2 separate regions of the Homo sapiens genome follow, and region 1 is linked to region 2. The links are chromatin loops, found by intact Hi-C in ENCODE. Cell type or tissue: psoas muscle. All regions are shown on one strand. Links, peaks and the distances in the headings refer to the core of each region. The heading gives the core; the rest is flanking DNA. Region 1 overlaps TECPR1 (tectonin beta-propeller repeat containing 1). Region 2 holds the start of LMTK2 (lemur tyrosine kinase 2).

Evidence for each region. Hi-C counts contacts between places; a loop is a spot of excess contacts. Peaks named below come from ENCODE experiments on the same cell type or tissue, not always from the same donor. Only the 100,000 strongest peaks of a DNase experiment are listed, where the experiment ranks them.
Region 1: it touches region 2 in a loop (4-fold over the local background); 23 of 110 quality-filtered maps call a loop at or near these places.

Annotation. Positions count from the first base shown.
Region 1 is chr7:98,236,212-98,246,811 of GRCh38, reverse strand. It overlaps TECPR1 (tectonin beta-propeller repeat containing 1), which reads left to right. Exons shown (of 26, transcript NM_015395.3): 3 at 647-890; 4 at 1,745-1,927; 5 at 2,119-2,241; 6 at 3,220-3,345; 7 at 5,568-5,742; 8 at 5,861-5,961; 9 at 8,202-8,303; 10 at 9,891-10,036. The coding sequence starts at 666. Among named protein-coding and RNA genes, the nearest start is that of TECPR1, 11 kb to the left of the region's middle. RefSeq lists an enhancer at 5,144-6,046. In psoas muscle, for the core only: a CTCF peak has its summit at 5,254 (motif pointing right); a DNase peak (open chromatin) is centred at 5,261.
Region 2 is chr7:98,097,370-98,107,969 of GRCh38, reverse strand. It overlaps LMTK2 (lemur tyrosine kinase 2), which reads right to left and starts at 1,108. Exons shown (of 14, transcript NM_014916.4): 1 at 690-1,108. The coding sequence starts at 792. In psoas muscle, for the core only: no CTCF peak of the experiment used is centred there; no DNase peak of the experiment used is centred there.

The DNA of each region.
Region 1 (10,600 bases), core at 4,151-6,650, 140 kb before region 2:
CAGGAGTTCGAGACCAGCCTGTCCAACATGGTGAAATCATGTCTCTACTAAAAATACAAAAATTAGCCAGGCGTGGTGGCGTGCACCTGTAGTCCCAACTACTGGGGAGGCTGAGGCAGGAGAAAACCTGGGAGGTGGAGGTTGCAGTGAGCCAAGATCCCAAGATCGTGCCATTGCACTCCAGCCTGGGCAACAGAGCGAGACTCCGTCTCAAAAAAATAAACAAAAAAAGAAAGAATAAGCAGTTGGCCACGCGCGGTGGCTCACGCCTGTAATCCCAGCACTTTGGGAGGCTGAGGCAGGCAGATCACAAGGTCAGGAGATCGATACCAGCCTGGCCAATGTGGCGAAACCCCGTCTCTACTAAAAATACAAAAACTAGCTGGGTATGGTGGCAGGTGCCTATAATCCCAGCTACTTGGGAGGCTGAGGCAGGAGAATTGCTTGAACCCTGGAGGTGGAGGTTGCAGTGAGCCAAGATTGCGCCACTGCACTCCAGCCTGGGTGACAGAGTGAGACTCCATCTAAAAAAAAAAAAAAAGAGAAAAAGAATAAATAGTCACAGTAGAAGTCTCCCAGGTTTCACATGACTCTGATGTCCCCTGGGCTGGGAGCCTGAACGCTGGCCCTCGTCCTCCTGCCGCAGGTTACCTCCAGCCGCTGCCATGCCCAACTCAGTGCTGTGGGCGGTGGACCTCTTCGGGAGAGTGTACACGCTGTCCACAGCAGGCCAGTACTGGGAAATGTGCAAGGACTCCCAGCTGGAGTTCAAGCGCGTCAGCGCCACCACGCAGTGCTGCTGGGGCATTGCCTGTGACAACCAGGTCTACGTGTATGTGTGTGCCAGCGATGTCCCCATCCGCCGCCGAGAGGAGGCCTATGAGAATCAGGTAGTGACCCTCATGGTTGGAGTTGCCGAGCGGGTCAGTTCGCTGGGTTATTGGTTAAAATGATGAACCACAGAAGGGAAATAGAGGCCCCAGATTCCCCACCAGTTCCTGCCTTCATTTCCTTCCTTGTACTTAAAATCTGTGTTGCTGCCAGGCGTGGTGACTCACGCCTGTAATCCCAGCACTTTGGAAGGCTGTGGCGGGCAGATCGCTTGAGCTCAGGAGTTTGAGACCAGCCTAGGCATCATGGTGAATCTCTGCCTCTACAAAAAAAATACAAGAATTAGCAGGGTGTGGTGGTGTGCACCTTTAGTCCCAGCTACTTAGGAGGCTGAGGCAGGAGGATCACTTGAGCCAGGGAGGTCAAGGCTGTAGTGAGCCATAATCGTGCCCTGCACTCCAGCCTGGGCAACAGAGCAAGACCCTGTCCCCCTGCACCCCGCCCCTCCAAAAAAAATTCAAGTTGCATAGTATCCAGGGTCTTTGAGGCTGAAGCCACTATTGTGTCCTCACCAAAGCAGTCTGGCCAGGTCCCCACGAGGGCAGGCTCCAGTGGTTTCTGGGAGCCTAGGACAAGGTGTGCCCTCCACCGCCTGCCCTGCTCACAGCGCCGTGGCTGGCAGGAGGTTCTTTGCCCTTTGGGGCTGTGCTGATGTACTTGCTGGCTCATGATGAAGTGGCATGGGGGTCCCCAGTTGCTGGGTCCCACACAGGCCCTCTGCTCACTTCCTATTCTGGAGATCAATGAGGGGGTCGGCTGGGCAGGGTCAGCTGGTCCTGGAGATGCCTGGCCCGCCTGGGTTCCCGCCCAGCAGGCTTGGGTCCAAGGCCGCCTCTGTGTCCCCGGCCCTCAGCGCTGGAATCCCATGGGCGGCTTCTGTGAGAAGCTCCTGCTGAGTGACCGCTGGGGGTGGAGTGACGTGAGTGGGCTCCAGCACCGGCCGCTGGACAGGGTGGCACTGCCCTCGCCGCACTGGGAGTGGGAGTCTGACTGGTACGTGGATGAGAATTTTGGAGGTGAACCCACTGAGAAAGGGGTAGGTGAACTTGGGACCCTCCATGACTGCCCTGTGGGGAGGGGGTGCCTCCCGCCTGTCCCTGCTTCTGTCCCCTGCACCCTGTGGTGCCTGAGCTCGGGTGTTTCAGGCCACACCCTCCCTCCCCACCTTCCCCAGCTCTTCAAATGCCTTCCCCGCAGAGCCTGAGAGCCCCTTCCTTGGTGTTTCAGGGGTGGACGTACGCCATCGACTTTCCCGCCACCTACACGAAAGACAAGAAGTGGAATTCTTGTGTGCGGCGCCGGAAGTGGATCCGGTACAGGAGATACAAGTCCCGGGACATCTGGGCCAAGGTCTCTGTTCCTGAATGTGGGTTGGGGGCAGGATAGGGCCAGGACAGAGTGTCACATGCAGCCTCCTCTCCACCTTCCCCACCTGTGTGCACCAGGGGACACCACGCCCACCTCGGGACCTGGCCTTTGAGCTGTTTCCTGTCCCGGGAACACCACGACACTGCGTGTCCCTTCACTTGGGAGATAGTCACACAGGGAGCCAGGCCAGGCCCAGGACAGCACAGAACTTGCCCTGACCCTGGTGTCCAAGCTGCTCTGTCCCAGACTGAGCCTCCATCTGGCACTTTGTCCTCCCCCTCAGCCAAGGGAGGCACCTCTGGCTCTAGCGTTGCTCCATGACCCAGAAGAACCTCCCAGCTTAGGGAGCACAGCACTGGACCCAGGTCTTGGCGTGGCCTCCAATGAGTGGAGGCCTCCCTGGGACATACAGGGCTGTCAGGTGGGGCTGCCCCTGGGACTGGGAGAAGCCAGGAGACCAGGGAGCTGGCCCTATTTTTTTTTCTTTTTAGAGATAGGGTCTCGCTCTGTTGCACTCTGTTGAGTGCAGTGGTACAGTCACAGCTCACTGCAGCCTGGAACTCCTGAGCTCAAGCAATCCTCCCACCTCAGCCTCCCTAGTAGCTGGGACTACAGGCATGCACCACCATGCCCGGTTAACTTTTAAATTTTTTGTAGAGGCTGGGTGTGATGGCTCATGCCTGTAATCCTAGCACTTGAGAAGCCAAGGCAGGTGGATCACTTGAGGCCGGGAGTTTGAGAACAGCCTGGCCAACATGGTGAAACCACGTCTCTACTGAAAATACAAAAATTAGCCGGGCAGGGGCCCCCACAGTCCTGATGCTGCCTTCCCTGTGAATTAAGGCAGCTGCAGGCTGGGCTGAAGAATGGAAGTCCGGATGGCAGGCGGGCGGGAGGTGGGTGCATGCCCAGGTGCCCACTGGGCGCTGACTGCTACCATTTCTCACTTCCTTCCTTCAGATCCCCTCGAAGGATGACCCCAAGGAGCTGCCCGACCCCTTCAACGACCTCTCTGTAGGGGGCTGGGAGATCACGGAGGAGCCTGTGGGCCGCCTGTCAGTGTGGGCTGTGTCTCTGCAGGGCAAGGTAAGGCCAACCCCTCTCCCTGCCCTGGCTCCCCACGATCCCACCTCCTGTGGGTCCTGTCCTGTGCACCCCCTGGGTCTTGCTCCTCCCCGGAGCCCCGGCCCCCCCACCCCATGCCTGCTCCTGGCCTTTCTCTCCTCCGAGCCCCCAGCGTGCTGATCAGTGCCCAGCCTCAGCTCAGGCACATCAATGCGGCCTCCTCAAGACAGTTTCTGAGCTCCCTGCTGGTGCCTCCCACAGTCTTCAGGAATAGTGTGGGGGTGGGTGTGTGGGTGACAGAAGGTGTGCCACTGGACGGATGGGTGGTGTGTGGGCAGAAGGATGGATAGGTGGGTGTGTGGATGGATGGGTGGATGGGTGGGTGTGTGGGCAGATGGATGGATAGGTGGGTGTGTGGATGGATGGGTGGATGGGTGGGTGTGTGGGCAGAAGGATGGATAGGTGGGTGTGTGGATGGATGGGTGGATGGGTGGGTGGATGGATGGATGGGTGTGGGTGGATGTGTGGATGGATGGGTGGGTGGGTGTGTGGATGGGCGGATGGGTGTGTGGATGGGTGGGTGAGTGGGTGGGTGGGTGTATGGGTAGATGGATAGGTGGGTATATGTGTGGATGAATGGAAGGTATGTGCAGATGGACAGATGGGTGGGTGTGCGGATGGATGGATGGGTGGATGGATGGATGGATGGGTGGGTGGGTGGATGGGTGGGTGGGTGTGTAGATGGATGGATGGGTGTGTGCATGGATGGATGGCTGTGTGGGTGGGTGGGTGAGTGGGTGAGTGGGTGTATGGATAGATGGATAGGTGGGTATATGTGTGGATGAATGGAAGGTATGTGCAGATGGACAGATGGGTGGGTGTGCGGATGGATGGATAGATGGGTGGATGGATGGGTGGGTGGGTGTGTGGATGGATGGATGGGTGTGTAGGTGGGTGGGTGAGTGGGTGAGTGGGTGTATGGATAGATGGATAGGTGGTTATATGTGTGGATGGATGGAAGGTGTGTGCAGGTGGACAGATGTGTGGATGGATGGATGGATGGGTGGGTGGGTAGGTGGGTAGTGGATCTGTGGCTGTTTAGAGAGAGGCAATCCTGTCTCAAGGAGTTTGTGAACTAAGCAGAGGAATCGAAGCAGCCCCTGAGGGCAGCAGAGGCCCCGAGGGTCCTGAACTCAGGGCGCTGACACTCGAGTCATGGCTTTCTGTTGCACAGCAGGATTCTTCAGTCGCTCTCACCACGCATTGACCACAGCTCCCCAGTGGGCTTAGCAGTTATTCAGAAGTTGCCAGTTTTGTCGCAGCCCCCCTCTGCGGCCACGTTGGCCTGGGAACAGGCGAACACAGTTGCTTCCTCAGCCCTGCTGAAGGGCGGTGGCGAGGGGCCGGGCAGAGTGAGGGAGCTGCCCCAGGACTGAGCCCCCATCGGGGGGCCATGGCCATCTGGATGCAAAGAGAGAGAGGGGAGAACAGGGGCTGCAGAGCAGCGTTTGTGTCCTGGAATGTCGGCCGTGAGCTGGTGCTGCCTGCACCACACCTGTGGTCCATGAGAGGTGGCACCAGGACCTGGGCTTCTGTAGAAGCTGGGGAGACAGATGGGCCACCTGCTAGCCGAAGGGAGGCTCCTAGGCCTGGTCCTGCAGGGCCTGCTGTAGGGGGATGGTGGCAGGATTGGGAGGCTGGGTCCCCTGTCTGAAGACAGCCCTATGGGGAGGGTCCCTTGCCCTTTCTGGATCACGAAGTGACATGTAGTCTCCCCCAGCTAAAATGAGCCAAACAGTTCAGACGCTCTGAGCACGTTGCTCCCAGTCTTAACCATTCAGTGAAGGAAAAAAGAACTGACGTCTTAGATAGTTTATGAATGGGAGTTGGAGCCTCCCCTGGAGCCGGGTGTCCTGAGAGCACATCGCCACAAGGGGGCATGGGACACACGGGCTGGCCAGAGTGGCCGGAGACCCACATGCCTGAGACTGGAATCAGGTGGTGGGTGGGTGTCCATGAGTGGGCTGGGTTGGGGGCATCACCCCAAACAGATGAATGGAACAAGTGTATCCCTCAGGACCACCGGAATCCAGGGTTTGCGTTTTTTGGCCGGGGTAGGGGGCAGGGAGTGAGATCTGGACGGTCAGGGGACATGGGTCCTACCCCCTACCACACCGAGACCCCCGTGCTTGGCTGGTGTGAATGAGTTGATGCAGGTGCTGTGTCCCTGTCTTGCCTCCCAGGTGTGGTACAGAGAGGACGTCAGCCACTCCAACCCCGAAGGGTCCTCCTGGTCCCTGCTGGACACCCCCGGGGAGGTGGTTCAGATCAGCTGTGGGCCCCACGACCTCCTGTGGGCCACACTCTGGGAGGGACAGGCCCTGGTCCGGGAAGGAATCAACAGGAGCAATCCCAAAGGTGGGCAGCCCGGCTCCCCCACCCACATACCCTGTACTGGGGAGAAGGGTGAGGGTCACTCGCTCCCCAGCTGTCCAGGCTGATGGGGGCCACTGGGGGTTTCTTGGGGGCCCGGTAGGAAGTTCCTGGTCCATCGTGGAGCCTCCTGGATCTGAAAACGGGGTCATGCACATCTCGGTGGGAGTCAGCGTGGTCTGGGCTGTCACCAAGGACTGGAAGGTAAGATGGGGATGAGGCTGGGGGATCACTTGAGCCCAGGAGTTGGAGACTGCAGTGAGCTGTGATCACACCACTGGACTCCAGCCTGGGTGACAGAGCGAGACCCTGTCTCAAATTAAAAAAAAAGAAAAACCCAGGCCGGGTGCAGTGGCTCACGTCTGTAATCCCAGCACATCGGGAGGCCTAGGTGGGCAGATTGCCTGAGGTCAGGAGTTCAAGACCAGCCTGGCCAACATGGTGAAACCTTGTTTCTACTAAAAATACAAAAAATTAGCTGGGCATGGTGGCGGGCACCTGTAATCCTAGCTACTTGGGAGGCAGGAGAATTGCTTGAACCTGGGAGGTGGAGGTTGCAGTGAGCCAAGATTGCACTATAGCACTCCAGCCTGGGCAACGAGAAAGACTCCGTCTCAAAAAAGAAAAACCCATTAGAACAAATCCGGCACCAGCTGAGCACCATGCATTGTTTGTTGCTGAAATTGTTGCCAATCTCCAGGACGTTTTGTGCCGTAAAATCCTCTTCCACCCACACGCTGGTACCCAAATGCAGCAACTGCAAGTATCACCTAATAGGCTGCAACATTTCGAAGAATCGGAAGCGAATTTCCTGAAGCCCTTGATTAACCAAGCGCCTCCCCATCCTCTAGTCACTGCTTGTCTTTTGCATCTTATCAGCGGCAAGTCCAATAAAACCAGCCGATTTCCGATTACTCACAGGGTTTTTCTTTTGTTTGTTTTTTTTGAGACGGAGTGTCGCTCTGTCACCCAGGCTGGAGTGCAGTGGCGCAATCTCTGCTCACTCCAAGCTCCGCCTCCCGGGTTCACGCCATTCTCCTGCCTCAGCCTCCCTCGTAGCGGGGCTACAGGCGCCCGCCACCACGCCCGGCTAATTTTTTGTATTTTTAGTAGAGATGGGGTATCACCGAGTTAGCCAGGATGGTCTCGATATCCTGACCTCATGATCCGCCCGCCTCAGCCTCCCAAAGTGCTGGGATTACAGGCATGAGCCACCGTGCCTGGCCAGTCACAGGGTTTTTCTAACTGCTTGTCAAGGGGGTTTCCCTGGCCCGGGGGATGGACGGCCCACACGTCTGCATCTGTATCTCCAGTGCTGAAGCTCTCAGAGTCTGAGGCCACTCCCAGCCCACAAAAATACAGACCAGACTGTCCCCCACATTGGATCCTGGTCACCCCACTTCCCAGAGACCACAACTTCCAAGCCCCTCTTACAGCCATGTGTCACTTTCTTTGGATTAAATGGGCAACATTGGATTTCTTTTTTTTATTTTTTAATTTGAGACAGAGTCTCGTTCCGTCACCCAGGCTGGAATGCCGTGGCCCGATCTCAGCTCACTGTAACCTCCACCTCCTGGATTCAAGCGATTCTCCTGCCATGGCCTCCCAAGTAGCTGGGGTTCCAAGCGTGTACCACCACACCTGACTAGTATTTGTAGTATTTTTTAGTAGAGGCAGGGTTTCACCATGTTGTTCAGGCTGGTCTCCAACTCCTGACCGCAGGTGATCCACCCGCCTCAGCCTCCCAAAGTGTTGGGATTACAGGTGTGAGCCACCGTGTCTGGCAGCATCTCAGGCATTCTAATAGCACAAGGTCTCCAGTAGGTCTGAGACTAACGGGGCCTCCCAGGCCACCATGGAGAATGTATAAGAAGAGCCCTGATGGAATGCCGGGTGGCGGGGTGGAGCATGACCAGCCGCTGAATCACAGAGCCACAGACAGTCTGGGAAAATCTAGTGGGAGTGTGTGTATTTTTACACGTCGACATGAAAATACTTCACTTTAAGTATTTCTTGAAGTACTAAGAATAGACCCAAAATAGGGGTCTTGTTTTTTCTAATAATGAGCTTTTTAAAAACTAGTTTTCCTAAATAACAGTATTAAGGCCGTTGTCTTTCACAGGGACCAACTCAATTCAAATAAAGTAGCCTTTTCCAAGCGTTAGGCTGGAGAATGGGCAGGAAGCTGCCAGGACACATGTGGCTGAGGCCAGAGGACCCTCAGCCCTCGTGGGACAGTGCCAGGCACAGGAGATGCGGTCAGGGTGTGGGAAGAGCGGCGTGGATCACGGATAAGGGCTTCCTCGCTAAATGATGTACCACTGCTCATTTGCGACGTGAACCAAAGGATCAAATTATTCACTTGTTCTCCCTGAGGCTTAAACGAACGAACCGTCTGTTTCAGTGGCCCTCCAGGAAGGCATGTTTATTTCTGACTCCCCCAGGTGTGGTTCCGAAGAGGCGTCAACTCTCACAATCCCTGCGGCACCAGTTGGATTGAGATGGTTGGTGAGATGACGATGGTGAACGTGGGAATGAACGACCAGGTGTGCACGTGGGTCTGCAGCCCCTAAACAGCAGGGGTCTCAGAATGGGGGCTCCTGATGCCACCCAATAGCCTAGTGGCCGCTTCCCACTGTAGGAGAGCCCCCCACTCCATTGTACTGAGCAAGAAGTTCTTTCTGAGGTGCCAGGCTTCCCTCTGCTGCCACACCCTCCTCCCACCCCCCCGGTGGCACAGCACCCAGAGGCCAGGGGGAGACAGGCACCTGCTAGTGCACAGGGGTGCTGAACCCAAGGCGAGCCTGCCAGGGCCAAGGGACAGAGACGCCACAGCCTACCTAGCCAGGCCACCTAGGCCCTTTAGCAAACCTTACTTCTTGCCCAAAGGCAGAGAGTAGGATGCCTACCCAGAAACCTTTTCCATGGAAAGTGAGGTCAGAATCAGGGAAGTTACTTTACATCTTAAAAAAAAAACACCACGGCCAGGTGTGGTGGCTCACACTTGTAAATCCCAGCACTTTAGGAGGCTAAGGTGGGAGGACCACTTGAGCCTAGGAGTTTGAGACCAGCCTGGGCAATATAGTGAGACCCCATCTCTACAAAAATTTAAAAATTAGCCAAGTGTGGTGGTGTGCACCTGTAGTCCCATCTACTCAGGAGGCCAAGGCAGGAGGATTGCCTGAGCCCAGGAGGTCAAGGCTGTAATGAGCCATGCATGATTGCACCACCGCACTCCAGCCTGGGTGACAGAGTGAGATCCTATCTCTAAAAAAAACCAAAAACATTCCGGGCACAGTGGCTCACGCCTGTAATCCCAGCACTTTGGGAGGGTGAAGTGGGTGGATCGCCTGAGGTCAGGAGTTTGAGACCAGCCTGGCCAACACAGTGAAACCTTGTGTCTACTAAAAATACAAAAATTAGCTGGGCGTGGTAGCACGTGACTGTAATCCCAGCCACTCTGGAGGCTAAGGCAGGAGAATCGGTTGAAGCTGGGAGGCGGAGGTTGCAGTGAGCCGAAATCACGCCACTGCACTCCAGCCTGGGTGACAGAGCAAGACTCCATCTCAAAAACAAAACAAAACAAAACAAAACTTAGCTGGGTGTGGTGATGGGAGCCTGTAATCCCAGCTACTTGGGAGGCTGAGGTAGGAGAATCACTTGAGCCCTGGAGGCGGAGGTTTCAGTGAGCCAAGACTGCGTCATTGCACTCCAGCCTGGGTGACAGAGCAAGACTCTGTCTCAACAACAAAAAACAAAGACAACAAAACCAGGACCACCTCTGGGTTCACTGGGGGCATCTGCTTCCCACCAGAGGGCACACGCAAGACAGGGAGGCAGGTGAACCTCATTTCCTAACACAGCGTCCCCCAGCCCCGCCACTTCCCGTGGACCTTGTCACCTTGAAACCCTGGGTCTGCCTGAGGTCAGGGAGACGGGACCAGGTCGCAGCTTCTCCTGAGCCCCCTTCCAGTATTTGACTTCTGTGCCCACCACACAGCCCCAGCATGGACCTTCCCAGCCCACACACACCTGCACATGGAGGACCCTGCCTGCATTTTGCACCCCTAGGAAGCGAGAAGAGCCCCCGGGCCTGCGCCCAGATTCCTCGGAACACAGCCTCTCTCTTCCAGGTGTGGGGCATTGGCTGTGAGGACCGAGCCGTGTACTTCCGGCAGGGTGTCACCCCCAGCGAGCTCAGTGGGAAGACCTGGAAAGCCATCATCGCGGCCCGAGAGTGTGACCGGTCACACTCTGGCAGCTCGTCTAGTCTCCTCAGGTGACTGGGGGTGGCAGGGTGCGCAGGAGTCAGGCTGGGATGGGCCGTCTGAGCCTAGGTGGTCATGTCCAGAAGAGGCTGCCACCTGCCCCACTGGGTCCCAGGACTTGTCCCAGGCAGGAGAAAATGGGTCTCCACTCACAAAAGCCACAAGAGCCGAAGCCCTCCTGCCTCGGTCCCACAGAGAGGAGGTCCTGGGGGCAGCCTGGGGTGGCCACTGGAGGTGTTTGACATACTCTGGGCTGCTGGTGGCGGCACCTGGGAGCAGGGTAAGGCTGGGCTGTCGTGATGGAGGTAAGGCTCGACCCTGAGCTGGGTTGTCCCATTGGGTCCGAGGCTGAAGATCTGGGGCAGAAACAGTTTCTCTGGGGTGGAAGTAAAGGCCCTTCTGTCCAGGGGAAACAAGGACAAGACAGAGGGTCTCTGCCCAGCCTGCAGCAGTGGTCTCAGACTCAGGCATCGGGGTCTCCTGGAGGGTTTGTTCAGACTTTGATCTCCGGGTCTTACCCCGAGTTTGTTTGAGACTTGGTATTTCTCACCAGCCCCCAGGTGATGCTGCTGCAG
Region 2 (10,600 bases), core at 3,947-6,446:
ATAAAAACGATGTTGAGAAAATGGGCGGGGGGGGAGAAAAGAAAATCATACACTGACGTTAGCTAAAATAGAAACTTCCATCACCCTTAAGCCAGTTTGTCAATAGTTATTCAACGCCTGCTACTCTAATCACTGGCTTCCTAAAATAGAAATATTTATAGTTGTTTCCTTCTCATCCCCGGAGATACATTCCGAATAAAAAGCACAGCGTCTAAAATCAATTTACAACTTCAGAATAAGTTGCAAGGAGCGAAAACAAACTCCGCACAGCTCGCCAAGTCATTTGCATTTAAGTATGATTAGGGCTAAGAAACGGTTCTTATGAGATGCGAAAAAAAAGCACAAGAGGCAGGTGACATCTGGAAAGGGAAGCTGAACTGCCAGGAAGCGATATAAGCTGAGGATCTTAAGGCAACAGGTCCAGGGCCGGCACCGCAGCCTATCCCGGGAGGGGTCGGTGGCTGCTACCTCGCCCGCCGCCCTCCCCAGCCCCAACGACGTCGCCTCGCTCCCGCCCCCCCAAATCCCACGCCCCTGCGGCAGAAATCTCCCTAATCACTCGCCTCCCTGGGCTTCCCGCCCCCGGCAGGCCCTCCGATTCCTCGGCGCCGAGGCCGGCCCGGCCCTGCCGCCCCCTCCCCTCCACGCCGAAGACCCCGCAGCCCCGTCCCCGCCGCGGGCCCGCTCACCTGCACCTGTTTGCGGAAGTGGCGCGGCCCCAGCACTGCCGGCGATCAGGAGGACCAGCAGCAGCAGCAGCAGCCTCCGCCGCAACGCCGGCGGCCCCGGCATCTCGCCCACGGCGCGGCTCCGGGGCCGGCCCTCGAGTCGCCTTCCGTCCGTCCGTCCGTTCGCCCGTCAGTCGATCCTGCCTCCCTCCGCTGCCTCAGTGGCACCCGCGCCGGTTGCTCCCGAGCACACGTTGCTTCTGCCAAACCTCGGTCCGGCTCCCGGTCCGCACCTGCCGCTCCAGTCGCAGAAACACCATCCTTCCCGCCCGCCTGCGCCGCCGCCGCCGCCTCTCAACAGCAGCAACGCCAGCAGCCCTGCGGAGCGGCGGGCCTGGGAAGCCGCGCTCCCGCCGCCATGATGGGCTGCGTCATGTGACGTAGCGCGGGGGCGGGATGTCGTGATGGACAGGGCGGCCAGCCACTCGTCAGTCCACACCGGCCCAGGAGGCCCCGCCCATCATCCTGAAGGAGTGAGCGGTGGCGGCCGGTGCGCCCCCTGCAGACGGAGGAGTGCGTGGGCAGCAGGTAACACCAACAATTATTTTAAATTGAAAAATACAGGAAAATGTAAAGAAGACCATGACAATCATCCTGATATTTTTTTCTCGGTGTTTTATAACATGCAAAAATAGGCCTGTCTTGTCTTCTGCCTTTTTTTTTTTTTTACTTGTCAGAGCTGTTTTAGGCTCTTCTCCTTAAGTTGACCTACACATCCTCTCAGCCATCAAACAGCTTTGGGCTTTTCACTTGAATTGATCAAGAGAATGCCTCTCTCGGCATCACCCACTGACTCACCTCCTGAGCTCAAGCTGTTGCCTCTTGTCCACCTGGCAGACACTCTTCCTTTCATCTGTCGAGACTCACCTGACATATGACTTCATCTATGACTCTCTAGGAGAAATGACTGTCATCTCCTTAGTGCCCCGCCCTGGCCCTGTGTGGACTGCTATCCTAGCTGCAGTATCCTATTGACCCGTGACTGTAAGCTCCCTGAGGACAGCAACTGTGTCTGATTCAGCTGGTGGGAAATCCCTGGTGCAGGACCTGGGTCGGAGCAGGTGTTCTCTAAAGCAATGGTGCATGGCCCTGGTCCCAGGTACCAGGGCAGAGCAGCTCCCAGGGGTGGCCTTCTCCCCACCAAGAGGTGAGGTGAGAACACAGTCCTGCAGAGAGGATAGAGAAAGCACTCTCCAGACACAAGTAATATAGTGGTCAGAGGCATGGGGGTTGGGAAAATGCTAAGCTTTTCTGGAGAGGCGCTATGGTTCAGTGTGTGCATGAGAGGAGCTGATTTCAATCTTATCAGATGAGACTTTGCCACCTGGCAACAGTGTAACCTCCCCAATTCTCCAAACTCCCCAAATGTCCATCCTAAATGCCAGCTGTCGATGATGTTAACACAGCACTGGACACACAGATGATGCCCAGGGAATATTTGTTGGATGATTGAGGCAAGCCAATAAATATCTAAGGAGACAAATACCTGGAACGAGAAACATTGAATTTAAAAGTCCATGGCTTGGCTGGGCACGGTGGCTCACACCTGTAATCTCAGCACTTTGGGAGGCCAAGGTGGGTGAATCACTTCAGACCAGGAGTTCAAGACCAGCCTGGCCAACATGGTCATACCCCATCTCTACTAAAAATACAAAAAGTATTAGCCAGACACGGTGACGCATGCCTGTAATCCCAGCTGCTTGGGAGGCTGAGGCAGGAAAATTGCTCGAACCCAGGAGGCGGAGGTTGCGGTGAGCTGAGATCACACCGCTGCACTCCAGCCTGGGCGACACAGCGAGACTCTGTCTTAAAAAAAAAAAAGTTCACGGCTTTCTGCTGATTATATGCAGAATTGGTAAGGAAGGCAAAGGTCTAGGAAAGAGACACAATCACCCTGTTGTACTTCTACTTCTTTTTTTTTTTTCTTTGAGACAGAGTCTGTCTCTGTCACCAGGCTAGAATGCAGTGGTGCGATCTCAGCTCACTGCAACCTCTGCCTCCTGGGTTCAAGCGATTCTCCTGCCTCAGCCTCCTGAGTAGCTGGGACTACAGGTGCCCGCCACCACACCTGGCTAATTTTTGTATTTTCAGTAGAGACAGGATTTCACCATGTTGGCCAGGATGGTCTCGATCTCTTGACCTCGTGATCTGCCCACTCCGGCCTCCCAAAGTGCTGGGGTTACAGGCATGAGCCACCGCGCCTAGCCTATACTTCTACTTCTATCAGGAAGCTTCTCACTTTGAGTTCAGAGAAGCCAGGGACACCCACACTGTGTACTGCAAGGAGGCTCGTGACTGCCTGCTGTAGTGCTGGCCTAAGGAAGGCCTTACCTGATAATCCTGGTAGTGGTTATTTACAACTAAAGTGCACTCCAACAGCACGTTGGACCACAATCCCAAAGTAGATTTTGCTATTATTTGAGCAAGCCCAAAAGTTAAAACAAACAAACAAATAAACAAACTTCTTTTCCTCTTTCACAGAACAGGGGTTACAGTGCACATCCCCCAGATGATGTCTAAAGGCAGCCTTTGCCCCACCACCCACCTCACCGTGTATGCCTTTACTCAATACTTGAAGACTTCCAGTTAGAGATGTTATTAAACAAACAAAAACCTGTTGGCTTTGTTTAGTTTCACCCAGAAGTCAGAAAACAGCCTTTAGCACAATTTGGAAATCAATACCTAAGATTAGAAGCAATATCTTTCAGTGTTTTACAGCCATTCTTTTTTTTTTTTCTTTTTTGAAACAGGGTCTCGCTCTGTCACCCAGGCTGGAGTACAGTGGTGTGATCTTGGCTCACTGCAACTTCTGCCTCCCATGCTCAAGTGATTCTCCTGCCTCTGCCTCCTGAGTAGCTGGGGTTACAGGCGCCCGCCACCACACCTGGCTAATTTTTGTATTTTTAGGAGAGACAGGGTTTCACCATGTTGGCCAGGTTGGTCTTGAACTTCTGACCTCAAGTGATCTGCCCACTTCGGCCTCTCAAAGTGTTGGGATTATAGGCATGAGCCACCACGCCCAGCCCTTTACAGCCATTCTTGCAAGTTTTCCTTCATGCCAAGCCTCTTTCAAGTTTTCCTTCATGCCAAGCTATCGCTTGGAAGACCCTCCTGCCAGTGTCTGTCCTGCCAGCAAGCTCTGGCTGAGGCCTGGATGCTGAAGGATGTGGAGTCAGCTTAGTATTGGATGAGCACTTCTGGAGCTCTGGCACCTAGCAGATACTCTAAAGGTTCACAGAGCTCAGCTGGATCAAATGGGGCACCCAGGAGGCCTGTTGGTGGGGTCCTGGAGCTGCTGGTGCCAACTCATGAAAGCCAATTGTTAACATGTTCAGGAATTATGCGCATTGGTTGTTCAACACAGCCATTGTTAAAATTTAAGTTATAGGCAGTGGCTCACGCCTGTAATCCCAGCACTTTGGAAGGCCTAGACAGGTGGATCACTTGAGGTCAGGAGTTCAAGGCCAGCCAGGCCAAGATGGCCTGGGCATGGTGGCTGGCACCTGTTATCCCGGCTTCTCATGAGGCAGAGGCAGGAGAATCACTTGAACCCAGGAGGCAGAGGTTGCAGTGAGCTGAGATTATGCCATTGCACTCCAGCCTGGGCAACAGAGTGAGACTCCATCTCAAAAATAAATAAATAAATTATATAAATGTATAATTAAACAAATTATTTTAAAAACAAAGGTCATGAGGGAAGCATTTGGATACGATTTGGGCTTGTGTTCCCACCCGGTCTCATGTGTGGAGATGTAATCCACAGTTTTGGAGGTGGGGCCTGGTAGGAGGTGATCGGATCATGGGAGAGGGTTCTCATGAATGGTTCAGCGCCATCCTCTTGGTGCTGTTCTTGTGATGGCGAGTGATCTTTGACGAGATCTAGTTGTTTAAAAAGTGTGTAGCACCTCCTCCCTCTCTCTCTCTACTGTTCCCACCGTGTGAGATGCCTCGCTCCTCCTTTGCGTACTGCCATCATAGTAAGTTTTCTGAAGCCTTTCAGAAGCCAAGCAGATTCTAGCATCATGCTTCCTGTACAACTTGCAGAACCATATGCCAATTAAACCTCTTTTCTTTATACATTACCCAATCTTAGGTATTCCTTATAGCAATGCAAGAATGGACTGATACTTGAAGAATGGAAGGCAAGAAGAGCACTAGCAAAATTGTCCACATAAACTTCTTCAGAACTCTAGGAATTTGCCAGAGGTTTGCAATATCATGAGTCAATTTGTTAAAGAAAAATGGCTGAGGCCAGGTGTGGTGGCTCACGCCCGTAATACGAACACTTTGGGAGGCTGAGGTAGGAGGATCACCTGAGCCTGGGAGTTTGAGAGCAGCCTGGGTAACATAGTGAGACCCCAATCTCTACTAAAAATAAATAATTAGCCAGGCACAGTGGCACATGCCTGTAGTCCCAGCACTTTGGCAGGCTGAGATGGGAGGATTGCTTCAGCCCAGAAATTTGAGGCTGCAGTGAACTGTGATTCCACCACTGCACTCCAGCCTGTGCTACATAGTGAAACCCTGTCTCTTAAAATAAAGAAAAGGAAAATGGCCAAATCTCATAAGAATAATGAGCTTCATGAAATTTTTACTTGCCCTATTTCCATTCTTCTCTCCCCACCTCTGTGATAGCCTTGAAAACCAGCAACTTCACCACCATGGGAACTGTGGAAATAAGCAGGCTAGCAGCTACCAGAGGGGGCAGAATAGGTTTGGAGCTCCCCCAAAACCTGTATCCCCAAAGAACTGTGACTATCTGACCTGTCTGGCAGCTCCTTAGAAAGGCACTATTTTCAGGGCTTTTCTTCATTTGATATGACTCAGAAATGCCTCAGTGAAAATAGTCCTATCCTGTTTGTTGAAAATAATCAGTGACAACTGTTTAACATTGCAATTGCCTGAGCCAGTGATACCAGTTGGCTGATGAGAAACTTAAAAGAAAAATCTAGGGAATAATATGTCATTGGGAGCTTTGAAAAGATCCACCATATTATTGGAAATCTAGAAAGCCATGTGCATGTACAAGGCTATGAACATGGCTAGGAAATACATGAGAAGGCCCTCGTTTCTCATTCCTAGTTGATCATGAGGCTGTGCAAGCACAGTAAGGACTGGGGCAGAATTTTAAACTGCCAGAGCATCAGATGCATGCTCCAACACACATACAGAGACTCTTAGCAAAACCAGGGAGACATATTGGCTCAAATAATTTAAGGAGGCCAGGCACAGTGGCACACGCCTGTAATCCCAGCACTTTGGTAGGCCAAGTTGGGCAGATCGCCTGAGGTCAGGAGTTTGAGACCAGCCTGGCCAATATAGTGAAACCCTGTCTCTACTAAAAATACAAAAATTAGCTGGGCATGGTGGCACGCGCCTGTAATCCCAGCTACTCGGGAGGCTGAGGCAGGAGAATCACTTGGACCCAGGAGGCAGAGGTGGCAGTGAGCCGAGATCACACCACTGCACTCCAGCCTGGATGACAAGAGCAAAACTCTATATCAAAAAAAAAAAAAAAAAAAAAAAAAAAGAATTTAAGGATATCTCTGTAGTCATTAGCTGACCACTAAGCTAACTAAACAGAGACTTTGGTGGCCATTCACAAATTTTTCAAAATACAGAATTAGACCAGGAAAGGCCCTTTAAAAATGAATGATGGCAGCAACAGCAATAACAAACAGCACCAACAATGCAAACCCTGTGGAAGGGGAATATCAGGGAAAACCTATTCCAGAGTTTCCACATTATGCAATTTTAAATGTCCAGTTTTCGAAAAATTGTTACAAGACAGAAAAAGAAACAAGAAAATATGCTTCATACACAGGATGAAAAATTAGACAACAAAAACTTTCCCTGAGGATTCTGTATTAGTCCATTTTCATGCTGCTCATAAAGACATACTCACCAAGACTGGGCAATTTACAAAAGAAAGAGATTTAATGGCCGGGTGGAGCGGTCATGCCTGTAACCCCAGGCCTTTGGGAGGCCGAGGCAGGCGGATCACGAGGTCAGGAGATCAAGGAGACTATCCTGGCTAACACAGTGAAACCCCGTCTCTACTAAAAATACAAAAACAAAATTAGCCGGGCATGGTGGCAGGCGCCTGTAGTCCCAGCTACTTGGGAGGCTGAGGTGAGAGAATGGTGTGAACCCGGCAGGCAGAGCTTGCAGTGAGCCAAGGTGGCACCACTGCACTCCAGCCTGGGAGACAGAGCAAGAATCTGTCTCAAAAAAAAAAAAAAAAAAAGATATTTAATTGGACTTACAGTTCCACATGGCTGGGGAAGTCTCACAATCATGGCAGAAGGCAAGGAGGAGCAAGTGCTGTCTTACATGGATGGCGGCAGGCAAAGAGGGAATGAGGAAGACACAAAAGTGGAACCCCCTGATAAAACCATCAGATCTTGTGAGACTTATTCACTACCACAAGAACAGTATGGGGGAAACCACCCCCATGATTCAATTATCCCCCACCAGGTCCCTCCCACAATGCATGGGAAGTACAATTCAAGATGAGATTTGAGTGGGGACACAGAGCCAAGCCATATCAGATGCTGAGAAGTTGGACTTAATAGACAAAGACTTTAAATTATAATTATTACAATTAAATAATAATAATTATTATAAATATGTCTAAAGAATTAACGGTTGATTGAAAAACAATAAAGAAGACCTCAATAAATGGAAAGACATCCCATGTTCCTGGATCAAAAGACAATATTGTTAAGGCAATACTCTCCAAATTGATCTATAGATCTAATGTGATTCCCATCCATTCCCTCTGGATTCTTTTCAGAAATTGAGAAGCTGATCCTAAGATTCATATGGAAATTTAAGGGCCCCAGAATAGTCAAAACAATCTTGGGCAGGGTTCAGGAGACAAAGTTGGAAGATTCACATTTTCTGACTTCAAAATATATTCCAAAACTATAGTAATCAAAACAGTGTGGCACTGACATTATACATCAAACAATATAATTAGGGGTCTACAAATAAATCTTAAGATTGACAGTCAATTGATTTTCAACCAGGGTATAGGACAATTCAATGGAAAAGAATAGTTTCTTAACAAATGCTGTGAGACAGTGGATATCCACATGCTAAAGAATGATGATGATCGGCCCCTACCTAATGTCATGTACAAAAATTAACTAAAAATAGATCAAGAACCTAATGCAAAAGCTAAAACTATGAAAATCTTACAAGAAAATGTAGGCATAGATCCTTATTACTTTGGATTAGGTTTGTTTCAGAGATAGGATACTATAAGCACAAGCAAACAAAGAAAAAATAGATAAATTTGGCTTCAAAATTTAAAACTTTTGTGATTCAAAAAGCACAACCAAGAAAGTAAAAAGATAACCCACAAAATGAAAGAAAATATGTGAAATCCATATATATGATAAGTTACTTGCATCTAGAATACAAAAAGAACTCTTACAAGTTGGGCACAGTAGCACATGCCTGTAATTCCAGCTACTTGGGAGGCTGAGGCAGGAGGATTGCTTGAGCCTGAGAGTTCAAGACCAGCCTGGGCAAATAGAGAAACCCCATCTCAAAAAATAAAATAAATAAAAAATAAGAAAACAACAAAATACCTCCCAAACCAAACACCAAAAATTTAAAAAAAAAAAAATTACAAAAAGAAGTCTTAACAACTCAATGACAAGAAGACAAATAGCCCAATTAATTTTTTTTTTTTTTTTTGAGACAGAGTCTCACTTTGTCATCCAGGCTGGAGTGCAGTGGTGCAATCTTGGCTCACTGCAACCTCTGCCTTCTGGGTTCAAGTGATTCTCCTGCCTTAGCCTCCCGAGTAGCTGAGACTACAGGCATGTGCCACAACGCTCAGCTAATTTTTGTATTTTTGGTAGAGACAGGGTTTTGCCATGTTGGCCAGGCTGGTCTTGAACCCCTGACCTCAAATGATCCACCCCCCCTCGGCCTCCCAAAGTGTCAGGATTACAGACATGAACCACAGCACCTGGTCAGCCTAATTAAGAACTAGGCAAAAGGGTATGAATACACATTTCTTCAAAGAAGATATACAGATGAACAATAAACAAATGAAAAGATGCTCAACATCTTTAGCCATCAGGGAAATGCAAATCAATGCCACTTCATGCACAATAGGATGGTTTTAGTTTATAAAAAGACAGGTCTAATTTTTAAAATATGAGACACAAGACTGGTGAGGTTGTAGAAAAGTTGGAACTCTCATGCATTACAAATGAGAATGTAAAATGGTATTGCTGCTTTGGAAAACAGTCTGGTAGTTCCTTAAAATGTTAAATACAGAGGTACAATATTACCCAGCAGTTCTATTCCTGGTATATACCTAAAAGTATTGAAGATGTATGTCTATATAAAACCTTTCCCACAAATGTTCATAGCAGAATTATTTATAATAGCCCAAAGGTAGAAATAACCCAGATGTCCATCAACTGATGAATGGATTAGCAAAATATAGTATATCCTTAAAATAGAATATTAGTCACCAACAAAAAAGGGAATGAAGTATTGATATGTGGTACACCATGGGTAAACTTTAAATATATAATGCTTAGTGAACAAAGCCAGTTAGAAAAGACCAAATATTGTATGATTCAATTTTTATGAAATGTCTAGCATAGGCAAATCCATACAGACAGAAAGTAAGTTAGTGTTTGCCAGGGGCTGAAGAGGGAAGGGAATAGATTAGTAATTGCCTGGGGCTGACAGGGTGGGGAAGAAATGAGGAATGACTGCTAATGGGTATGGAATTTCTTTGGGGGATGATGAAAATGTTCTAAAATTTTATCTGTAAATATGTTTAAAGCTATTGAATTATACTTCAAAAAAGGGAGTTCATTACCTGTGCACACAATTACTTAAAAAAAGAGAATATTGACAAAGAGACAGCAGTTACTTTAAAAAGAACCCAATAAAAATTCTGGAGTTGAGAAGTACAATAACTGACATTTAAAATTCACTAGAAGGACTCAATAGCAGATTTGAGCTGACAGAAAAAAGCATCAATGAACTTGAAAATAGGTAAATTGAGATCATCCAGTCTGAGGAGTAGAAGGAAAACCAAATGAATAAAAATGAACAAAGTATAGTGTGGGGGTGGGGGGAGTAGTTTTACCAAAGTGTGGAGAAACCTGACAAGGTCTGCATCAACACTGTTAAGCCATGTTGATACTATGTATTTTTGATATGATGTGATGAGCTGTGGTCTTCATCCTCAATGTATAACATTAGTCCAATCAGACAAATCCGAATTAAGGGACATTCTACAAAATACCTGACCAGTAGTCTTCAAAAATGTCAAGGTCATTTGTTGCAAGTATTTGGTTATTTAAAAAACATTTTTTTTAATGTCAGGGTCATGAAAAACAAAGAAAGTCTGAGAAATTGTCATGGCCAAGAGGAGTCTAAGGAGATATGATAACTAAATATAATGTGGTATCCAAAATAAGATCTTGGAACAGAAAAATGACATTAGGTGAAAACTAAGGAAATCTGAGTAAGATATGGGCTTTAGTTGGAATAATATATCAATAGCAATTCATTAATGATAACAAATATACCACATTAATGTAAAGTAATAACAGGAAAAATTGGGTGTGGGATATATAGGAATTCTCTGTACTAGCTTTACACCTTTCTATAAATCTGAAACTATCGAAAGCTTATTTTAAAAGAAAAAAATAACAAAGCCTCAAAGCTCTGTGGGATGCCATTGAGCATACCAAAATACATAAAGTGGGGGATTCCCAGAAGGAGAGGATAGAGAGAAAGGGAAAAAATATGTACATTTGAAGAAATAATGGCTGAAAATCTCCCAGATGTCATGATAAGTGTTAGGCTACACATCCAAGAAGCTGAAA